Linked DNA regions of Mus musculus: region 1 is linked to region 2. A link is a loop called in an ENCODE intact Hi-C map of the cell type or tissue named here. Cell type or tissue: heart. All regions are shown on one strand. Each heading gives the region's core, and the rest is flanking DNA. Links, peaks and the distances in the headings are about the cores only.

Region 1 (11,315 bases), core at 3,870-6,369, 110 kb after region 2:
GTCCCATCTGATGACACATCAGAATTACTAAAACATGCTTAAGTCTTATTCAGACAAAATGGAGCTAAAGTTCGGAGAGTGTAACCATCACCCTTTTAAACTCTGAGTTGGGAAAGCTGTCTGTTTTATAGAAGTGATTGGTTTGAGAAATTGTCTACAGTGTACAGTTTGGTGGTAAGTCTTGTGAGTTTTCATGGCAATTTTGTTTCCTTTATTTTTTTTAACTATAAGCTTAATTAGTGAACTCACAGTAAAACAGCTAAGAGCAGCTTCCATCTCCAGTATGACCAAGATAAAAATCCTATATTTGGGAATTCTGTCTTTGAATCACTTGAATTCATGATGCTTGTCAAATAGGGATCTGTGTACTGATAGAAGAGTCTGCCTGAACTTAGAATGCTGATTTCCAGGCCTCCAGAGGCTCCCACTGAGGTAGCCCAGGGTAGAGTTTGAGAGTAATCCTTCTTCATTATGCATAGCATGTCAGGCTTGGTGGATACACTTTTGATCTCAGCACTCAGGAGACAGAGACTGAGGGGTCTCTGTGAGTATTAGGGCATCTGGGGATATAGAGTAAAACCTTGCCTAGAAAAGTAATAAGCCAGGCATGTTCTTGCACGACTTTAAGCCCAGCACTCCAGAGGCAGAGGCAGAGGCAGAGGCAGAGGCAGGTGGATCTCCGTGTGAGTTTGAGGCCAGCCTGGTCTACACAGCAAGTTCCAGGACAGCTTTGACTTTCACACAGAGAAATCCTGTTTCAAAACACACACACACACAAATAATAATAATAATAATAATAATAATAATAATAATAATAATAATAATAAAAAGAAAAAAGAAAGAAACTAGTAATAGAACGAATAAGAGAGAGGCCGTGTGCAGCTGTTCAGACGCAGGCACCTGTCACTGTGTAGCAATTCTGATACAGATCTCATCAGGATCTTCACCCAAGGAGAGTGACAAGGAGCCACACTGGGAGCCATCGGCTAGGTTTTGTTTGGTGCTTTATCTCATAAAGGTGCGCCAGATCTAGTAAGCTGATTTGTTTAAAAAAGAAGAACAGTAAATGTTGAGTGATCTGGATCCATGTGCTCCATCGTTTGTCTTTCTTCTTGTAAGAAGCCTAGGGACACCCCAGCCCTGTCCCCGAACTCACAAGGTGGTCCACTTCTTTTGCAAAGAAACCAAGACCTTGCAAGTTCAGACCTGTGCAGAATCAAACCATAAGAAGTGGAGGGGAGAAGGAACCCATATCTTTTTATCTTCACAGTTTCAGGCTCTAGGCTTGAAGGACAAAGTCCGTGTGGACAGAAGTTTCATAAGAGTGGTAAGGCAGAAAGGATGCTTTGCGAGGCTGGAGCAGCTAGTGGCCAGGACTGCAGCCCATGGGTGTGAGCAAGGGGGCCAGAGAAGCAGGAGCTAATGCACACAGCAGGAGCCTCAGAGCTCCACTCCTCTGAGCTTGTCTACCTGACCTGTCCCATTGCTCCCTTCCCTGGAAACTGGGTGTAACCTCCATGTGTTATGGCCTTTTGCATTTTACATCCCTGCACAGCCAGCACCACTCGGACGACGCTGAGGCCAAGTTCTGCCGGTAGCCTGGCGCCTCTTGGACCACAGCTGCAGTAGCTGTCTCTGTACGCCTTTGTGGCTGAGTCTGAGAAAATCCTTCCCTAAGCACTTTGGTTTGGTTGTTTTTGAACAGAGAACTCCTCAGTGAACTCTCATTTCAGGCTTTCTCTTTTTCAAATGCTTTGCGTTTTCATAAACCAGAGCCTTGGTAGGTAGCCTTAAGAAAAAAACCTTAGGATAGTTTTCCTCTTATTCCAATATAAGAGATTAGACTCATACTTGAACTCCTGATCCTCCTGCCTCTACCTTCCAAGTGCTGGGATTGCAGGTGTGCACCATGCCCAGCGTATCTGTTGCTAGGTATTGAATCCAGGGCTTTTGTGTGCTAGGCAGGTGTTCTGCCAATTGAGCTATGCCCCTAACCCCATGGGCTTTCTCTCTAATGGCACCATCTCTTTAACAATTATAGCTGCCTTATCTGAACTTTCAACTGGCCCAGGCCCTCCTTTCCAAGCCTCATCTTTCCACATCATTCTGCTCACTGTACATGTGACTACAAGCAGTGAGAAATAGCCGAGCCACTTCCTATGTCTTGTAATTAACTCCACCAGACAAGTTATTCTAATCTAGAGCCGGCAGCTCCAAACCCTTCTGCATTCTTATCCCAAACCAGTCCTCAAACCTGGGAACCACTTGGTCCGGCTGCCCACAGCCACAGCCCTCAGCACCCCTCAACACCAGCCTTCTGTTTTTTCTCCTCTCCTCACCGCCATGGTCACACCTGACAAGAAGCAGCTTAGAGGAGCAAAGGTTTCCTTCAGCTCATGGCTGTGGGAACAGTCCGTGGTCGGGTGAGGGAAAGGGCCATGGTGGGAGCAGGTCATCGTTTGGTGGCAGGAACATGAGGTTATTCATCCATATCTGGACAGAGCAGGAGGCAGAAAAAGGGAACACTGTCCTCTTTTTATCTTTTTTTTTCTTTTCCTTCTTTCTCTCCAAACTCGCTGAGTGCCAGTGTCCACCTCTGCTTACTCAACCACTGATGGAGAATGGGACGGAGCCAGTCCCGTAGCCATGCCTTCCTCATGTAGGCAGTAGCTCCTGAAATGTGAGCCAGATAAACCTCTCCCTCCTGTAGTTGCAGTTGTCAGGTATTTAGTCACAGCAGAGAGAAAGTAACTCAGAAGCCCCCCCACCCACCCACCCAGGAGAGTGCATTTGTCCTAGGCGATGACACAGCGTACATGAAGACCACAAATGAGCAGGAACCGGCAGTGGACCGTGGAATCAATCTGCATAGACCTGTAGTATTGGAATGATCAGATGTGAAATAAAAAAAGATGGCTTTAAATTTTTGTTTTACAGTGTGTGTGTGTGTGTGTGTGTGTGTGTGTGTGTGTGTAAGGGTAGGTGCCTTTGCCACAATGCATGTGTGGAAGTCAGAGGACAGCAACCTGTGCAAGTAGGTTCTCTACCTCAACCAGCTGTGTAGGTCCTAAGAATTGAACTCAGGTCATAAGGCTTGGCAGCGGGCACCTTTACCTACTGAGCCCTCTCACTGGCCCTCAATTTTGTACTTTAAAGCTGTTTACTTACTTTTATTTTATATGTATGAGTCTTGCCTGTATGTGTGTGTGTATATATACCATACATATGCCTGGTGCCCATGAAGGCCAGGAGAAGGCCTCAGATCCACTGGGATTGGAATTGTAGATGGTTGTAAGCCATCATATGGATGCTAGGAACCAAACCCTGGTCCTCTGCAAGAGCAGCCAGTGCACTTAACAACTGAGCCATCTCTCCAGCCTCTCAGTTTTGCTTTTTAATTAAAAGACTTGAAAGGATCTAGCTGGGCGGTGGTGGCACATGCCTTTAATTCCAGCACTTGGAAGGCAGAGGCAAGCGGATTTCTGAGTTCAAGACCAGCTTGGTCTACAGAGTGAGTTTCAGGACAGCCAGGGCTACACAGAGAAACCCTGTCTTGAAAAACAAAAACAAAAACAACAAAAAAATCTAAACAGAACATAAAACTATAAAAATGTTGTTTGTTTTTTGAGATAGGGTTTCTCTGTGTAGCCTCGGCTGTCCTGGAACTCACTCTGTAGACCAGGCTGGCCTCGAACTCAGAAATCCGCCTGCCCCTGCCTCTCAAGTGCTGGGATCAAAGGTGTGCGCCACCACTGCCCGGCTAAAAATGTAACATCAGTTATTTGAAAAGGTGTCAAATAGAACTTCTGTAAATTAAAAATAAATGAAACTAAAAATTAAATGTTCATGTTTGGTACCAGCAAAAGAGAATCAACCAGAGAACAAATCAGGAGAAGCAAGCAAACCCAAACAAATCCTATTTTCATAAGTGCTAGTATGGAATGCTGTGGAAATTAATATTCAGCCTTCGGAACAGTGGCATCTGAGGGGCAAAGAGATGGTCCAAAAGCCTCAGGAACAGCTCCTCTCAAAGGCAGGGCTGGCTTCCCATGTGGGTCCGAGCACTCCCACAAGATATGCAGGGCTTGAGAATTCATCTGTTCCGCTCACCCAAGTGTCACTTGATTGCAGTTCACGTGGCACTCTCAGGCTGTGTAACTAGGAAGCGGTGAACAAGGTGTGGAGAGCAGCCGGCCAATCGTCCTTTTCCTCAAAGGAGGGCAAAACGAGGTTGTAAACCATGAAATGGCTTTTTGTTTCCCCTGGCGTGTACACATCTCTCATTCCAGCCTGGCATATCAGTCATAGATGCTTGAGCAGGGAGCGAAATTCTACTTATAAATACAAACCAGATCACAAGGGGCCACACAGGAGAAGGGCCCGGTGATGAATTTGTTTGTTAACAAAGGGTCCAAGCACTTCTTTGTGGTCCTTTCAGTGCAGAGCCTGTGCTTGAAAATTTTTACCAAGATCTTTGTGGGTTTTTCTCCCTTTTCCTTTCCCAGCTCCCACCCCACCCCCACCCCCTGTGATAACATGGAGTAGAAAACAATGCTGTTTTTCCCCCCTAGATTGTAAAGGCAAATTAGACTGATAGCTTCCCCTGGCTCCTCGATATATTTTCAGATCTGTTTCTTGTATCAGAGACATTTACATAAAAGTGGGATCTTTGTAATTGCAGTTTAAATATTCAGTGTGGCTGATCCTCATTAGATTTCAAAATAGAACCCTGTCTGAGTCTGAGGAGAGAGCCAATTGTGAAAGGGCAGACGAGGAGTTCCCAGTGACTGGAGCCTCACTTCTCTGCCTGTTGTCCATCACGTAATGTTGTCTACGGACACCCGTTGTGATGTTAGCATTCCTGGGTTGCTGCAGTTGAAAATCAGCCCTGCTGACCTTGCGCAGACACTGTCCCTACCTGGGACCACTGCATCTACCTGCAGCTCCCCCTGGAGGTGCAGCGGGATCATGGGTACAAAGCAGTGTAGTCCAGCATGGGTGACCCCCACCTGCAGCCTGGGTGCACAGGAGAGTTGCTTGCCCCTCTCTCTGTATCTCTCTTTCATGCTCTGTTTTTTGTTGTTTTTTTTTTTTTTTTAAATGGAGCTAGCAAAGGCAATGAGCATCCATTACTACACTTTAGACTGTGAAGTGCCTCAAACTCCAAACCTTCCAGACTGCAGACATGATGGCACCAGTGGAAAATCTCATCCCTGGCCTCAGGTGATAAGTTGGTGTCAAAATGCAGTCGTACCCAAACAGTTGTGCCACATTACCTCAGGCTGTGTGCACACAGTGTAGATGGACCAAGTGGATTTTGTGTTTAGACTTGCTTCCTTTCCTCACAAGATCTCATTATGTTTATGCAAATTATTTTAAAATACAAAAACATAGCAAAAATCTGAAACACTCTTGGTCCCAAGCAGCTTGGATAAGGGGTGGGATGTTCAGGCCACATTAATATGTCTGGTTATTCTGGTGATAAAACAAAGATAGCACCTGCCACAGTGGTCAGTACTAGTTAGTTCTCGGGATCAGCTATGTTAACCTGTTGAAATAAGTTGATTGGTGACATAGGTAAGACTTGGATATATATATATAATGTGTGTGTGTATTGGTTTTTCGAGACAGGGTTTCTCTGTATAGCCCTGGCTATCCTGGAACTCACTTTATAGACCAGGCTAGCCTCGAGCTCAGAAATCCACCTGCCTCTGCCTCCCGAGTGCTGGGATTAAAGGCGTGCACCACCACACTCGGCCACATATATTTTTAAGCCAGCACAGAAACGCCTTTAAGAAGAACAAATTAGCCAGGCAGTGGTGGCTCACACCTTTAAGCTACTTGGGAGGCAGAGGCAGGTGGATTTCTGAGTTCAAGGCCAGCCTGGTCTACACAGTGAGCTCCAGAACAGCCAGAAGGACACACAGAGAAACCCTGTCTCAAAAAACAAAACAAGGGCTGGTGAGATGGCTCAGTGGGTAAGAGCACCCGACTGCTCTTCCAAAGGTCCAGAGTTCAAATCCCAGCAACCACATGGTGGCTCACAACCATCCGTAATGAGATCTGATGCCCTCTTCTGGTGTGTCTGAAGACAGCTACAGTGTACTTACATAAAATAAATAAATAAATCTTCTAAAAAAAAAAAAAAAAAAAAAAAAAAAAAAAAACATCAAAAAAAAGAGAGCAAATTATACATATTGTACTATATTATTAATATATACTATATTATATTATTATATAGGAATTTTGTAGAATCATGAAGTAAGCATCTTCTTTGAATTAAAAAGGTGGTTTTGTTTGGTTGGTTTTTTGTTTACTTATGGAATTTTGAAATTTTGCAACTGAAATCGTCAGCCCTGAAATCCATTGGTGCCATTATGCTGATTGTAATGTTTGGACCACTTATATTCACTCTTTTGAAACTTATAAAATAATAAGAGAAATGGGGAGATGACTCAGCAGTTAGGAGGCTGCTCTTGCAGAGGCCTCAGGTTTGAGTCCCAGCACCCACATGGCAGGTCACAACTGTCTATAACTCCAGTTCTGGGGATTTGACATCCTCTTCTGGCCTCTGTGGCACTGCACAGATGTGGTGCTCTTGCATTCGTGCAAGCAAAGCATTATATACATTAAAACTAATTTATCCACTAAACAAATAAGCATAAGAAAGTGAATTCTCTGCTCTCCCGCTTTTTTATAGGAAGCCTCAAAACTGCTTTTTTTTCTTTTTTTTTTTTTTTCCTGCTTTTTTTTTTTCAATGAATTGTTTTCCAGCCCTTACCTCAAACACAAATGATTGATTTAGATCCAGGAGGAACAGTGTGCTTTCCCTGGCTTATCTTAAGTGCTTAGCAGAAACTGACTGATGTCTCTGCTTTTTCTTCCTCTTATCGTAGTTTGTTGAGATAAGCTAGTGAAATTCCACAGCCTCTGTTTCCTTCACAGATGTGAGGAGGTGCCCAGGCCACCACCGAGGTCTGCCTCCAAAGCCACCTTGTCCCCAGCTTTCCTGTCCACTCCTCTTTTTTTTTTTTTTTTTTTTTTAATCCCAGTGTGGCTGCTGAGCATCACCAACGTGCCAGCTACCAAACCAGCTAGAATGAAAAGATAGGACAAGAAAGGGCTCCTCAGAACTCACTGGGGAACACCACAGAACAGGCCCATGTCTGCCTGGGGGGCAGAGGTCAGGAGGACGAGTAGGAGATGCTGCTGAGCACACTGAAGCTCCTAAGCACGTTTGGTCTGTAGCCCAGCTCAAGTTGCTGGCTGCTGGGAAAGGAGAAGCCTGTTTACCCAGGAGCTTGAGGCTAGGTGTGGGGAACAAATCTATAATCACATAGTGTGTGTGGCCAAGTCCTGAGACAGGTGACAGAACCCTGAGGATGTTTCCACACACCCCAGCAGCAACTTCACACAGCCCTGCACCACTTTGTCCTTGGGAAAGTAGCCCTGTGCTTCATCTCTTGACACAGGTCAGTATCCTTTACTAATGCACTGCCTTATAGTGAGGCGTTGCATGTGTAAGGTAGTCTTGTGTAGCCAGGGTTTGTTCTTGCTTACTTCTCACCTCACCCTTACTCCTCATTTTTCTTGATTCTTTTTCCTCATGCTATTACATCTCCCTTCAGTGGGCAACCGGCAGTGGGCAACTGTGGGAACCCAACAATTCTGCCTTGCAGACCCAAGTTTAGCTGAATGCCCTGGCCTGTATCTTTAGTTCTCAGCCAGTCTTTCATGATGTCCAACAGTGTAAGACTCTGACGAGCCTTAGCTACCGGGACTCTCCCCTACCCCCACCCCTACCCCTACCCCCACCCCGACCCCGCAAGTGAACCACACTGAGCTGGAGATCAATGTAAAAGCAAGAGAAGTTTATTGGAACAAAACCAAAAAAAAAAAAAAAAAAAAAAAAAAAGGTTGGTTTTGTCCAGCATGCTGGGGGTCATCCTGCACCCGAAGGAGAGGCAGGAGAGGCGGCAACGTGGGGTGGCCCATTCAGCAAGTTTTTATACAGTTTCCAGAGGCAGAATAGAGCATTAGCAACTAGGCACAATATGATTGGCGGAATAGTGTGCCCTTTAAACTGATTGGTCTTTAGGGAATGAGGTAGTAGGGGCTTCTCATATCTGCAGATCAGTTTCTCCCTTCCAGAGGGGAGGAGGACCTACATTCTCCTCAGCTTCTCCCTTCTGGGAAGGGAGGGGTCTAGGCTATTCTGAGGTCTGGTGGAATTTTCCAGCAGGCTTTAGTTAGCTGACCTCTTCAACAGTACCTTGTCTCTGTCCCTGACCCATGGACTTGAACTCTTCCCTTTGACTCCTTTTCTCTTCCATCTTCTTTTTCTGTTTCTAAGTAGGGTCTCCTGCAGTCCGACTGGCATAGGGCTTCCTATTGTAGAGGAGGATGGGTGGAACTCCCAATCCTCCTACCTCAGCCACTGAGCCCTGAGATGATAGGCATGTTCCGCCATGCCCATCTTCCCTGTTTGTTAGGCTCCAAACTCCTTTCAATCCTTCATTTGCCTTCAGGAACCAGAGAGCAGAATCCTGCCTGAGGTAGGCAGCTAAGACTATAGCCAGCGGCTGGCCGGTGGCGTGTAGAGAGCAGAGCAGACTGTTTCCCAGCGGGAGGGAAGCCAGGGCCTGCTGGGCCATCTGGGTTTGTCATTGTTGTTCTGGGTTTTTGTTTATTTGTTTGTTTGTTTTTCTTTTTCCAGTATAGCCCTGGCTGTCCTGGAACTCACTCTGTGGACCAGACTGGCCTGGTCTCTGAACTCAATCTACTTGCCTTGGCTTCCTGATTGCTGGGATTGAGGGCATGTGCCACCCCTGCCCGGCTGTTGTTTTTAAAGAGAAACCTGAAATCTGGATCCTTAAATGAAGTTTCCTAATATTTTAATGTTGACAAGAAAATGACACTTAAAAGGCACCTTGTATCCCAAGTAAAGTGTACACACGTGGCCCTTTGGGATCTTGCCCATCTGTGTGATTAGCCCCTCGGCCCGCTGCGTCCAGCTTGCTTGCTCTCTACCACTGCCTGTTCTCCTGCTTCTGGTATTCTGTCACATTTAAGTGAAAATAAGACACTAAAGTTTCAAATTTGATACAGAAAAATCTGTATAATTTTGATGTTGCTGGTGGCCCCTGCCTTGGGGCTTTAGTATATTAGTTTGACATCCACCCAGCCATTGGAATTGCAAAATAAATAAGACAGATTCCACTCCTTAAGGAGTTCTTTTATATTTATTCCCTTTTCATTCACTTTAAACCCATCTCACACCTTTCTAGAATAGTCTAGGAAAAAAAAATCATTTGAAATAACAGGAAGTAGTAAACAAATACAAACCCAAGAGCCAGGTGTGGCTCTGCCGTGTTCATGGCTAGTCATTTCAGGAGCTAAATGGCCAACTCAGAAGTTCCCTGTTCTTGGCCCTCACATACTCTACCCTGAGCCTGTACTCTGGTGTGTATAATACACGTTGATTATTATAGTTGGAATGTCCTTTATATGTAACCGTATTGCTGTTGTCTGCCTGGTTTTAGGAGGAGCCTGTTTCTTTGCTCACGGCATTTATTTGGGGAATGAGAACAGGAGGAGCACTAAGTTCAAATGCCAATGCTGCAACTAAATCCAGGCAAACTAAGCCCTGGAGAGAAGCGCAAAATTGCAAAACCTTTACCTAATAGGAGGTGATTGATGGAGGCTGACAGCCTCAGAGCTGTCACCATGACCGCCTCAGAAACCTCCATGTATCTCAGGGTCTACTGGAGGAGGCACTGACTTTTGCTATCATCGAGGAGTCAGACTTTACCACAAATAAAATCATTTCTAGATTATTGTTTTTGCTCAGTGTGGCGCAGAATGATAAGGTATTCTTCCTAAGAGCGATTTCCATTCATACTGAATACTAATCTCACAGTCCGGGCCTGGATCGTGACGTTACTGATAAATGCATCCGTGTGTGTTTTCTGGTGACCCACGTTCAGCAGTTAGTCCATCGGCTTTCCCTGAGGGGGCAGCTCCTCCTGGGTAGGGGGAGAACTGTCCGTAGCGCTGGGACAGAGTGTGCCCTCTGCTGATGCAAAGCTGGTGGGAGGCAGGAAGAGCACCCCAACACTGGACGCTCTGCTACCCAAGCCTGACCTTCTTTGAGGTCTTTATGCTCTAATATTCTCCATCCACACATTGACTTTCTTTTATATTTGTAAACTGAAATGGAGTGGATTCTAGTTGTGCCTAGAATTACCTAAACTGGAGAAAGCTTGAGGGACCCGGGACCACTTCCCCTTTTCATATGTAAAATTGGCCTTGACTAAGTGGTCATTGTTCCATGCAATCCAGTGATTTTTCTTTTCCATATTTCTCCATGATGAGACTCGAGCAGCCTACTTCCCAGCCCCCACCCCCTCCCTTGCTCCGTGACTAGGCTCACTTGGGTTAGTCTTTCTTGCCGGTTGGCCACTGCTATGTTTGTTGTGCTTATAAAGAAAATTCACATGCGTTGTGTGATAAGAAAGATTGGGAAAACTTTGAATGGAAGTAAAGAGAAGTTTTGGTGGGCTTAATATGTGTTAGGACAGGGAAGCAAAGGGCCGGAATATGGCTGCTCCCTTGGGCGCTCCGGTCATAACCGTAGATTCCTTTGCTTAGTCTCTCCAGTTGGCACAATGGACCTTAGGTAATGATTGTTAGCTACGTATTTGAATGTGACCTGGAAGAAATTCCCCAAACAGAAGCAGTGGATGCAAGTCCTCTTCTCTAAAATGGGTAACTGTACAGTGAGGCAAAGGAGGTGTGGGTAGCTCTGGGTCACTAAGGCACGGTTATTCAAAAGGTGTCACCCTCTTTCTGTGTTACTTAGTAGGAGATGCTCATCTGCATCCGTTGTTCTCTTGGCTGCATAATGCTTGCCACTCTGTTTCCCAGGCACTGAGTCCCAGCCTGTTCCTGGTGTGTGCTCACAGAGTGAAGTACTTGATTAACTTTGGCTGCAGTGCCCACCATTGGTTAGGAGGAACAATAAGCACTGTTCAGTGACGTTAAATAGAAACAAAATTAAAGCGGGCATAACAGCAAACAACAACATTATGCTTGTTATATTTTAGAAAGTTTAACAATGAATTGCATGACCACCTCAATTTGCAGCTCTGTACAGAGTATCTCTGCCTGCCACTTCTTGTTGTGTCCCAGCACTGTGCCTTGAAGAAAGCAGATCCATTGCAGATGGTGCCCACAGTTCAGGGACAAGGACCTGTGGCTCTCGTGTGCCCACAGTGAAATAGATGCCCACTTGAGACCGTCTGAATAAAATAGGA
Region 2 (11,315 bases), core at 5,131-7,630:
TAGTATGTTTCATCATGTACACATACCATAATTAATTTAACTAATTAATAGTTATATTTTGTATCTTTGTCTTTCTATTATAAAAAAGTTCAATATTTTCTACCACAGAAGTTCAGTACTGGTCTGGGATATGCGAGACTGTCTCTCAGCAGATAATCTGAAATGTGGGCAATTTCTCGTGTGTCAGAATGTCTCTCTGAAGAAAATCTCAGAAGTGGAGGCTCGTTCTGAGGCCATACGCATTGGAAATTCTGGGTATTTGGAAACTCTCACCCACTAAGTCAGAACCAGTCAGACCTGTGTCAGCAGTTCCTGCACCTGTTTGCCTGTGCACTCAGCTTCCCCAAGGAGAGATTTGTCACGTGCTATCTTAGAAAAGTTGCATGCACCTACACCATGCATTTACAGTGACCTAAGTTCTAAAGAAACATGGCTCTCCACTCCCCAGATAGGCTTTCTCTGTGTAGCCCTGGCTGTCCTGGAACTCCACCTGTAGATCAGGCTGATCTCGAACTCAGAGATCTGCCTGTCTCTGCCTCCTAAGTGTTGGGATTGTGGCTTTTAATAGTCAAAAACAACTGAGCTGGCTAGATGACGGCTCAGTGGATAAAGTGCTTGCTACACAAGCCTGACAACTTGAGTTTGATCCTGGAACCCACAGAAAAGTGGAAAGAAGGTGTGAACTGACTCTACAGAGGGTTCTCTGATTACCCCATCCTATACACACAGCATTAGTAATAATAGTAATTTTAAGCAGTTGGAACTGTTAAGTATCTGATGGAGAACATGAACCCCACTCTTCTCCAATTTGGCCTTTGTAGTTTTGTGTCTGACTGCGGCTTTTCAAGGCTGAGGTGCTGACTTTGTCATGTGACACATTCCTGTGGGCCACCTGAGAGGCTCATCCCCAATGTGTTCTTTGTGTTCTTTCTGCTGGCGTGCCAGCTCTGCAGTCTATAGGCCAGCTCTGTTCCAATGTATGGTGGCTGGCCAGGAACTTGCTCTGTGTGTCAAGCTGGCCTCAAACTCATCGATTACCTCTTTCTGTCTCCCAAGTGTCGTGATGAAGGGCAAGCTTGTGCCTTCTTTCTTAGTCTCCTTGCTGTTTTATGTTCCCCTTTGTGCACACAGGCTTTTGATACCTGATGTCTGCTCTTAACACAATAGTCACTTTCTTTTTCTTTTTCTTTTCGAGACAGGATTTCTCTGTGTAACCTTGGCTGTCCTGGAACTTACTTTGTAAACCAGGCTGGCCTTGAACTCAGAAATCCACCTGCCTCTGCCTCCTAAGTGCTGGGATTAAAGGCGTGCACCACCATGCCCGGCTATCGCCACTTTCTTAATTCTGCTTTTAATAGATTTTCTGTTGATTCTTACATTTTCCAGTTATTTTTGCATGTTTGTGTATGCATGTGTGTATGTGTGCTAACATGTTCACAGTTGTGTGTGTGTGTGTGTGTGTAGGGGGGTGTAGGCCAGAGGTCAGTGTCAGATATCTTCATTTTCTAACTTACATCTGGAGGCAGGGTCTCTCACTAAACCCAGAGCTTGCCAATTTGTTTAGTCTGGTTACCCAACTTGTTCTGGAGACACCCCCCCCCCCCCCGGTCTCTCCCTCTGCCTCTGCCTCTGCCTCTGCCTCTTGCATGCTGGGAGTCCAAGTGAATCCCTTGTTGCCTGGTGTTAACATGGGTGCTGGGATCTGAACCTCAAGCTGCGTGACCAGTGCTTTTCCCACGGAGCCATCACCTCATTTCCCAGTTTTCACTTAAAGAAAATTTGTTATTTTATGTGTATGTGTATGCATGAATTTATGTGCCCCATGTGTGTACAGGAGCCCATGGAGGCCAGACACAGGCAGTTGTGAGATGCCTAATGTGGATGTTGGAAACTGAACTTGGGTCCTCTGCAAGAGCAGTTACGTGCCCTTAACCACTGAGCCATCTCTCCAGCCCAGGTTTTACTATTTTTAAGAGTAACGAACCCCCTCCTGGGAACTTCACAATTAGCTTTGGCTTAAAACTGAAATCGAGTAGCCTGTGTCACATGACCCAATAAGACCAGAAACCAAGATGTCTCTGAATTGCCATGATTGGCTTGGTTAGTCAAGCTAGATGTTGTTCTGAACTGAAAATGAAGACAGTCATGTTCTCCAGGGGGCAGAGCCTTGACCAGAGTTGATGTTCTGAAAATGGGAAGAGATGAGGGGTGCTGAAGGAGCAGACGGTGGGGGCTTCTCAGCTTTCTTCCCCGGCTCTCTTGGTGTGCAGCCCTTGTCAGGGTGATATTTCTTGAAGAGCCAGAGGCTCATCCCCAATTCTTTGACCAAAGGAAGGACTTTTATTTCCTGCTCTTTCTGTCCTAGAGAAGAGGTAGCTCACTGGCCTTTGGATTCTTTTATTTATGCTAAGCTCCATTTGCTAGATCATTGCTTTTACACAACCTCCCTCCCCCAATTTTGTCTTTATAAGAAGCTGGGATGTTTCCACTTCCCACTTCTTCCTCAGGAGTTGATGAGTAATTTGCACAATATAACCCAGTTCCATAACACACTCATATACACTTACATGTTTGAACACTAGCATATGTAACTCAAGCATACGCACATGCATAACACATGCAGATATGAGCACATATGCACAAGCACAGTCACATTAACACACACACATATGCACATTTACAATTATGTTCACACATACACATAATTTCTCGTGTTGTTTTCTTCTGCAGACATGATCTTGTGCATCCTATGTTAATTCCTGTTTAACTGTTTTGAGAGGTAGTAGCTTCCGACTTTGTCTTCAGAAGCTGGAGAACTGTGACCAGTGAATTCGGTGTGTGGACTCATACAGTATTGCAGTCATAGGAGGATTTGAAAAGGGGAGGGGCTTAAGCAGTCTGGCACACCCTTTGTATTGGAACATCTGTTTTGCTTTTGTTTCAGGACAAGGCATCATGTACGGTAGGCTGGCCTTGTATTCTCTCTGTAGCCAGTTAGAATGGCCTTGGAACTTCTGATCCTCCTGCCTCTGCCTTCCAAGAGCAGGGGTGGCAAGTGTGTGCAACCATGCCTGTTTTACACCCTGCTGGGGATTGAACCCAGGCTTTGTATGTCTCGACAAGCACTCGGCCACTTAAGCTATAACTGCCGCCCCTGGTACACCTGCTTTGTTGCTCTGTATTAACTAGTGGTCTGATGTTAGTCATGTGGTGAACATGGCGAACAGTTTTGTTATTTGGGGTTGGGCCTTGGGGATCATGTTTAGGGCCTCGCAAAAAGTTCACTGTGCCACTGAGCTACTGCCCCAGGGAGTGACCATGGTTTTTTGGGGAGGAAAGTTGCATATGTCTTATGACAGATTTTTTCTTAGGGCTCAGAGTTTCCCCCCCTGAACCCAAGGCCTCATGTATGCCAGGCAAGTACTTCACCACTGAGCCACATCTTTATTAACCGATTTGGTTGAGATTATTAAGCCAAAATTTTGACACTTTGGAATATTGCAGTGACTTACGGCAATTTAATAGAGTATTTGTTTTTGAAGAATATTTTAAAATAATATACTATTGCTTATATGTTTGCACCATTATAATTTTATGTTTACATAGGTTATAGATTAATGGTAAAATTTTAAAGTACTATGTTAAGCAACAAAATGTCCAGCTGTGGAAAGAACTATCAGTGACAACAAAGGTTCGCTCAGCTCCAACATGCACTTTCCCCGTTTCTTCCTGGTGGCAGCCGTCTTGGACAGTTGTCTGTGTGTCCTTCTGGAGAGATTCCGCCCGTGTGTGCCTGCACACATGCCTCCAGGCTCCTGTCTCTAACCTCTCTTTCTTCACACAGATGTGTGTTTTTCACTCTTCACTGTGTGTGTGATCCTTTTTTGTTAGGAGCATGCCTTGGAGAGTGTTAAGCAAAGTTTAAGCTTGCTCTTGAACATTCCGAAGCTGACTCTGAGCGTGGCCGAGCAGCTGTCTGAGGCGTCTGGGCTGTGTACGCACTTCTGAGGCCAGTTATTGCTTGGTGGGTTCTCTGTAGTTGTTACTCTGGATTGGCATTTTTCTCTAATGGTCGAGTTGACTTCTGAATGAAGGCCAGTTATAAGGAGACCTTATCTATGTGGATGCTCGATCAAGCAATGAAACCGAAGACCTTGAACTTTGAAGGACTATTAGTTATTGCAGCTCTAGGTCATCGATCAAGTCGTTGATGTATCTGTTATTTCCAGGGGGGATATAAGAAAGCATTCTGTTGGGAAGTGATTGGAAGCAGCAGCCTGGGCTTTCCAAAGGCTTTCCAGGTTAAGCAGCAGCAACAAAATGCACAATGGTAAAAAATGTGAAGTTGGCCTTTATTATATTGTTGAAAATAACTGAGCGGGGCATGTTGCTTAGTGTCAGGGTTCCTGCTGATTGCTCACTAGGTATTAACCCTTTATCTGCCCTGCAGCAATGTTTATTAACATAATGTGAAATTGGAGCTGGTGAGGTGGCTCAGAGATTGAGAGCACTGGCTGCTCTTTCAAAGAATCTGGGTTCAACTCTAAGCACCCACATGGCAGCTCACAACTGTTTGTAACTACAGTTCAAGAAGATATGATGTCCTCTTCTGACCTCTATAGGCACTAGGCTCACAGTTTACAGATATACATGTAGGCAACACACACACACACACACACACACACACACACACACACATGAAATATGTGGGCATAAACCTAATAAAAACTTCACACGGAATACCATGAAACATCATGTAGAGGAACCAAGGAAAACCCAGCGATTGGAACGCCCAGCGTGGTTAAGATGTCTGCTTCCTTTAGACGGGGTTGTAGATCCAGAACTAACCCACTTACAGTTCCCTTATGAATTTTGGCTTCTGTGTGGTCAGTTGATAATCTGGCTTCTACCACAGTTTCTATGACCGACAGTGTGAAGAGCCAAGCAGTACCAAGGCAGCATTGACAAGAAGACACAGCAGTGCAGCAGCTGGGCTAAGGCTGCATTGTGGTGTTGCACAAGGAGAGGCAAGTGAACCAGGAGACAGAATAGGGTGTTTAGGACCAGTCCCACACTCATGTCGTCACCCGACTGGTCACAGAGGTGGCATAACAGGTGTAGCATTAGATCAACTGATGTCCACACAGGGAAGAAAGGAGTCTCGAAGCCTCCGTTTCCACCGATCCAAAGGGACCTGTGGACCTAAACATGAAAGGTCACATGAACATTTAGTAGAAATCCCAAGGTCTTCACAATTGTGGTACAGGCAAAGATTTTTTAGGCCATCCAAGTCACTAAACACAAAGGAAATAAACACATGAAGAAATGGACTCCATCAAAATCTGTCTTCCAAAGACTACAAACAGTAAAGACAAACTAGAGTGGAGATCAGTATGTTCTGGGTATTCATCTGATATGGAAAATATTTCAACCATAAATAAAGAGCCTGAAGGCAGACGACATTAGAAAGACAACAGCAGAGGATTTAACCCTGGACTTCACAAAGGAGATGGTGTGTGATGATTGTATACAAAGGTGTTGGCTTTAGTCAGTTATCAGAAAAGTCAGACTGTAACCAGGATGCTACACCGCCATACCTACCAGAGCAGCTCGGCTACCTTGCCGGGCAAACCGGATGTTTCTGGGATTTGCTGGAATTCTCATATACTACTGGTGAGATTGCATAAGTACAGTCTCTTTAGAAGCTGCACACCCACTCAAATGGAACTGTTCCACAGACTCAGAAAGAATGTTTATAGCAGGGCTGTTCTTAAAAGTTCCCGTTGGAAAGAGCCCAGGGAACTCTGTAGACTAATAGTATATTCAGACATTGATATTACACAGCCAATACAGATGAACAGTCTACAGGTGCACAGCACACTGTGGATGGCTCGCACAAACATGCTGAGTGACATAAGCCAGACACTGGAGTTACACATGTATGCTGCCATTCCTATAGAGGTGAAATTTATAGTGTTATGAATCATGAAAGTAAGTGGTTCCTTTTGGAAGAGGAAGTGAACAGAATGGAACAGCCGGGCTTCTGGGCCAGAGAGACTGCTCATCGAGTAAGAGCGCTTGCCATGCAAGCCTGATGACCCAAGACTGATCCTCAGAACCCAGGTAAAAAGCCAGATGTGGTCTTGCACATCTGTAATCTCAAGGCTCAAGTCCAGCGGGACGGGAGGTGGGGATGGGAGAATCTCCTGGAGGCTTGCAGGCCTCTGAGAAGTGAGAGATCCTGCTCTAACAAGATGGAGGGAGAACTGACTGCTGGGCGCTGTGCTCCGATCCACATGCAGGTCAGTGTGTACTGCCCCACATACTCTCACTCAGTCCTTAGAGGATTTGGATGCGACTGGTTTTGCCCTGGTAGCCGCTAACTGAGGATCTTCACTGCAGTATCTTTGACTTGTGTACTGTGCCCTTTCATTTTACATGTTCTGCTTGAATTAAATGTGTGTATAAACACACACACACACAGATTCATGTATATACCCTTAACTCACATGTAAGCAGAAAAGCTGTGTCCTGAGCAGACCACAAGGTGGGGACATAAGTCAGCAGAAGAGAAAACACCCAACTTCTTGGCCAGGTTTTGACTCATGGGCGCTTTCCTTCCCTGAGAGCAAGGAGAGAACGTGGAAATTAATTGTGCTTTTTCCTAAATGCTAGGAAAGAATTCCTGCTGCCGTTCAGTTCTCTCTTTAGCCTTTCCCCTGTCTGTGGATTGCAGACCTGTCTGTCTCTTTCATGTCTCCCTTCATGGGCTCCAGACTCTCCCCAGCCTGGTCTGCTTGCTGCTGCTGCTGCTTCTTCTTCTTCTTCTTCTTCTTCTTCTTCTTCTTCTTCTTCTTCTTCTTCTTCTCCTTCTCCTTCTCCTTCTCCTTCTCCTTCTCCTTCTCCTTCTCCTTCTCCTTCTCCTTCTCCTTCTCCTTCTCCTTCTCCTTCTCCTTCTCCTTCTCCTTCTCCTTCTCCTTCTCCTTCTCCTTCTCCTCCTCCTCCTCCTCCTCCTCCTCCTCCTCCTCCTCCTCCTCCTCCTCCTCCTCCTCCTCCTCTCTCTCTCCCCCCCCCTTTCTTTTCCTTTCCTTTTAAAAAACTTAGGTATTTTTTTCATCCATTGTTTTTCCCCTTGGGAAAATTGGCACACACCCACTTTTTCTACTCCTCCTTTTCCCACTCATTTTCCTTTCTTCCTTTTCTCCGTGTTCCTCTTTGACCTCTTTCCAAAGTCTCAAGTAGCCCAGGTTGGTCTTAACAACCACAGATAACCATGAATCCCTCACCCACCTGCCTCTTCCTCCCAAGCCCTGGGTTACCCATGCATGTTGCTGGGTTACAAGTGTGTTGCTGGGTTACCCATGTGTGTTGCCAGGCCTGGTTCTTTTACTCTGCTCTTGGCTTTAAAATCAAAGAGATGTTTTCAATGTGTCTTTCTAATAGTTTCCACATAGGTTGCCACTTAACTTTTTAAAATGTGCTTTTTTAGCTGATATGCCAAACTTCAGATTTTGCATGTTAATGGGATACCATGTCATATTTTATAGTTCTTTGTTTCCTGTCATCTTTTCTCTCTTTCCTTCCCTCCCTCCTTGCAGGGAAATGACTTTCCTTTCCTTTTTATTTTGGGGGCAGTTGAGTGGGGCTCTCACTGTACAGCCCAACTGAGCTGGATCCTGTGATCCTCCTGCCTCTACCTCAGCAGTCCTGAGATTAGAGAAGGACTCCCACACTTGGCTCTCTACTTGGATTTAAAATAATGATCCGCCAGGCGTGGTGGCGCACGCCTTTAATCCCAGCACTTGGGAGGCAGAGGCAGGCAGATTTCTGAGTTTGAGGCCAGCCTGGTCTATAAAGTGAGTTCCAGGACAGCCAGGGCTATACAGAGAAACCCTGTCTCGAAAAACCAAAAAAAAAAAAAAAAAAAAGATCCATGCTTATGCTCATGTACGGTGCCAACATATATCGCCTCTCCTTTCCCAGATGCCATGCTCCTAAAGTCACCACTTGTAATGTTGGCATTTTCTTGATCATACTTACTGTTATTTATACTTGTAAGTATGTTGCTATAAATATATCATTCTGAAAACAGACTTATATGTACATGTCTCTATAATTTATTTTTTTATTTAAGTTTGGACATTCCTCCAAGTCAGTAGGTTTAACACATTCTTTGCAACAGTGAGTGCTTTGCAGTTATAAGTCTGCAGTCATTCTTGTAGCCACTGTCCATAATGGTGTTGGATTGTTTTGTTTTGTTTTGTTTTTTTGTTTGTTTTCTCTATTTACATAGCTAAGGCAAATTCCATGTGCACTGTGGCCTCTGTTTCTGTAAGAGAGGGCCTCCAGGATATGTGTGTTGGAAATTTAAAGAACTGCCATGTAAATTTCTTAAAATTTGTAAGGCTGGCCAGCAGTATGTGGGAGGGCTCATTTCCCAACCTGCTAGCCATCAGTGGGTGTCGCAGAACTTGGTAGGTTTTGTTAATCTACGGATGGAAAAATAAAGTCTCTTTTGCATTTTAGTACTTGGTATTATAACAGCACAGTGATGATTTGGGGCATGGAAAATAAAGATCTCTGCAGCTGTATGTATCAATTTTAAATTGCAAAAACCATTTGGGAATTGAAAAGGAGAAAAATTGCAGTCTGTCAACAAGGGGGAGTAAGAAAGAAGAGTTACTGTGCGTGCTATATTTTAGCTCATTGTCTTTTTTTTTTAATACGCTGAGTACTTTCCACGTTTTGCTCTTTTTCTTCTGTATGTGTGTGCACATATGGAGGTCATGGGTTGACACCTGGTGGCTTCTTCAACTCCTGTCCACCTTAGTTTGTGAGACAGGATCTCTCATTGAACCTGGATCTCAGTGGTTCTGTTAGAATGGCTGTCCAGCGATCCCAGGGAGCCTCCTGCCTCACCCCCACCCCGCCCCTGGAGATTATAGGCATGCACTGCAATACCCTATGGTTTTATGGTTTTGTTTTTTTGTTTGCTTTAACATGGGTGCTGGGGATTGAAGTAAGATCCTCGTGTTTGTGTGACAAGTGCTTTACCAACTGAGCCATCTCCTCAGCCTCCCAAGTTCAACTTTTTAATAAATGAAGGTTAAGAAATTAAAATTTAGGTAGATAGCTAGGTAGATTAGATTAGATAGATCAATCCATTGATTGATCTCATTTTACCTCCACAGTCTGCAGAGGCAGCAAAGAAGGATCACCCTCTGGGTTATAGAGGAGGATGGGTTCCTGGGTCAGAGCTGACCCAGTGCTGGAGGAGAACCAGCATCCTTTGCTCTGGCGTTTGTCTCTGGTCTCTCTTGATCTTGGTTCGTACCACTGTTGCCTGTAGCGGGTGTGGTTTGTTTGTTTGTTTGTTTTCCCCCCACTGGCTTCAAGTGCTGTGTCTTGCCGTTTGCTCTTTCTAGCCTGTGGACAGGAATACCCTATAGCAGCAGATGGCCAATGCAGCAATGTGTGAAGGAGCAATGATTGAATATTACAAAACCTGGGTTTGAGTTTTAACTCCCATTTTGTTTCCTGTAAAATAAAGATAACCACAACTCTGCAGCCTGTGAAACTGGAATGTGGTGGGTCCGTGGCAAGGCCCTCTGTGAACCAGAAAGCACCCAGTAATCCGTGCTTGCTCCCACTGATCTTGGCAGAAGAGAAGACAATGCACACCACGTAAAGAGGTCTTTCTGCCTTTAATAGAATGACCAGAGAACACAGTAGTGGATGATGGCATAAAGAATTGTATGGCACGGGCCATAAACGCAGTGTAAGCAATTAAGAGGAAGAGAAGCGGATGTGGGGGGGACAGGCTGAGAAGGTGTTGGAAGGCTTAAGACTCTCGTGGTCCTGCCGGGCGGTGGTGGCGCACGCCTTTAATCCCAGCACTTGGGAGGCAGAGGCAGGTGGATTTCTGAGTTTGAGGCCAGCCTGGTCTACAAAGTGAGTTCCAGGATAGCCAGGGCTATACAGAGAAACCCTGTCTCAAACAAACAAACAAACAAACAAACAAACAACCCCACCACCACCAAAAAGACTCACATGATCCTGAGAGAAGGAGTATTGTTGGCATACCATGCACCTCAGTCTGCTGTGAACTTTTTAATGTATTTTTTAAAGTCAGTGTCTCCCTCTCTACTCCAGGCTGGCTCAGCACTGACTGTGCACTCCACAGACTTGCAGGATCCTGTCTCAGTCCCTGAGTGCTGGGATATAGGCGCATGCCGCCCTGCCCACCTTACTCTGTGCTTTCCTGGAGTCTACTGCCCCGGGAGCAGTACTTTTCATGCCAGTCTGCAGACTGGTGTCCAGCTGGCTGCATAAAAGTTTCCCGATGAAGCCTTACACATTTTTGGGTTCTGTCCCCGAGGCAAAAGGGTACCACTGTTAAAAGTATGGGCCACCATCTCACTAATTTATGTTTTAGGTGTGAGTTGGCAGAGCCAGTGCAATAAAAATTGAATTGTTTAGGTTGAAGTGATGGCTAGGTAGGTGGTCCCTGGCTCTGTGTGTATTGGTTGTATATACATTACCACTGGACACCCTTAATTAGTCTTTTAGTGGCATATTTGCATTTTTATACACCGGTTGCCAAACAGATTTGTACCACTGCTGCTTGCCAGACAGTGATTTTTGTGAAACTCCACATAGCACGCTTGTTTCCAGAGCAGTGCTAGTAGCACTGTTAATGGAGCATTTTAGCATCACTTTATAAAGTAATGGAGTGGAAACAAGCATGCTGAATACGGGGGGGGGGGGGGAAGGGGGGAATGTTGAGGCCGAGTTGGCCGAGTTAGACATGTGACATTTCTAAGTGCAAAATACGAATTGTTTGTTCATCATCTCTTCTGGACCCTCTCTGGGTATGCCATGAAACTGTTGGCTTGTAAAGAACCAAGTGAACAGAGCACAGAGGGCAGTGTCCAGAGGTGTGGCTCCTCATTGTGGGTGAGCACCTTGGTCACTATTGCACACTTTACCGTGTTTACAAGCATACATTGTGTATTAATAAAGTACAGAGTTACAATTGTCATTGGCCAGTTACTGTAGCTGAATTTCCCCCACTGACCAGCAGAGAGCGCTCAGTCACCGAGAGGCTGGTAATGTGATTGGCCCTCCCAGAATGGAAGGTTTGGATTTTGTGCCAGCCACTCCTTGCCTCTCTACTACGTTTAAGGTACCTGTGATGCTCCAATGCTTTAGCTAGAGAGCCCTTTCTGTCGGTGCTGATTCAGATGGCAGAGATAATCCTCCTCAGGGATAATACTCTGCTTCTGAAGCTGCAATATGTCCTCCGAAGCCTTCCA

The links. Peaks named below come from ENCODE experiments on the same cell type or tissue, not always from the same donor. Only the 100,000 strongest peaks of a DNase experiment are listed, where the experiment ranks them.
Region 1: it touches region 2 in a loop (2.0-fold over the local background); 3 of 42 quality-filtered maps call a loop at or near these places.

The regions. Positions count from the first base shown.
Region 1 is chr11:68,109,480-68,120,794 of GRCm38, forward strand. All of the region lies in intron 7 of Stx8 (syntaxin 8), which reads left to right. Among named protein-coding and RNA genes, the nearest start is that of Mir6406, 110 kb to the right of the region's middle. In heart, for the core only: a CTCF peak has its summit at 4,950 (motif pointing left); no DNase peak of the experiment used is centred there.
Region 2 is chr11:67,993,277-68,004,591 of GRCm38, forward strand. All of the region lies in intron 4 of Stx8 (syntaxin 8), which reads left to right. Among named protein-coding and RNA genes, the nearest start is that of Stx8, 32 kb to the left of the region's middle. In heart, for the core only: a CTCF peak has its summit at 6,546 (motif pointing right); no DNase peak of the experiment used is centred there.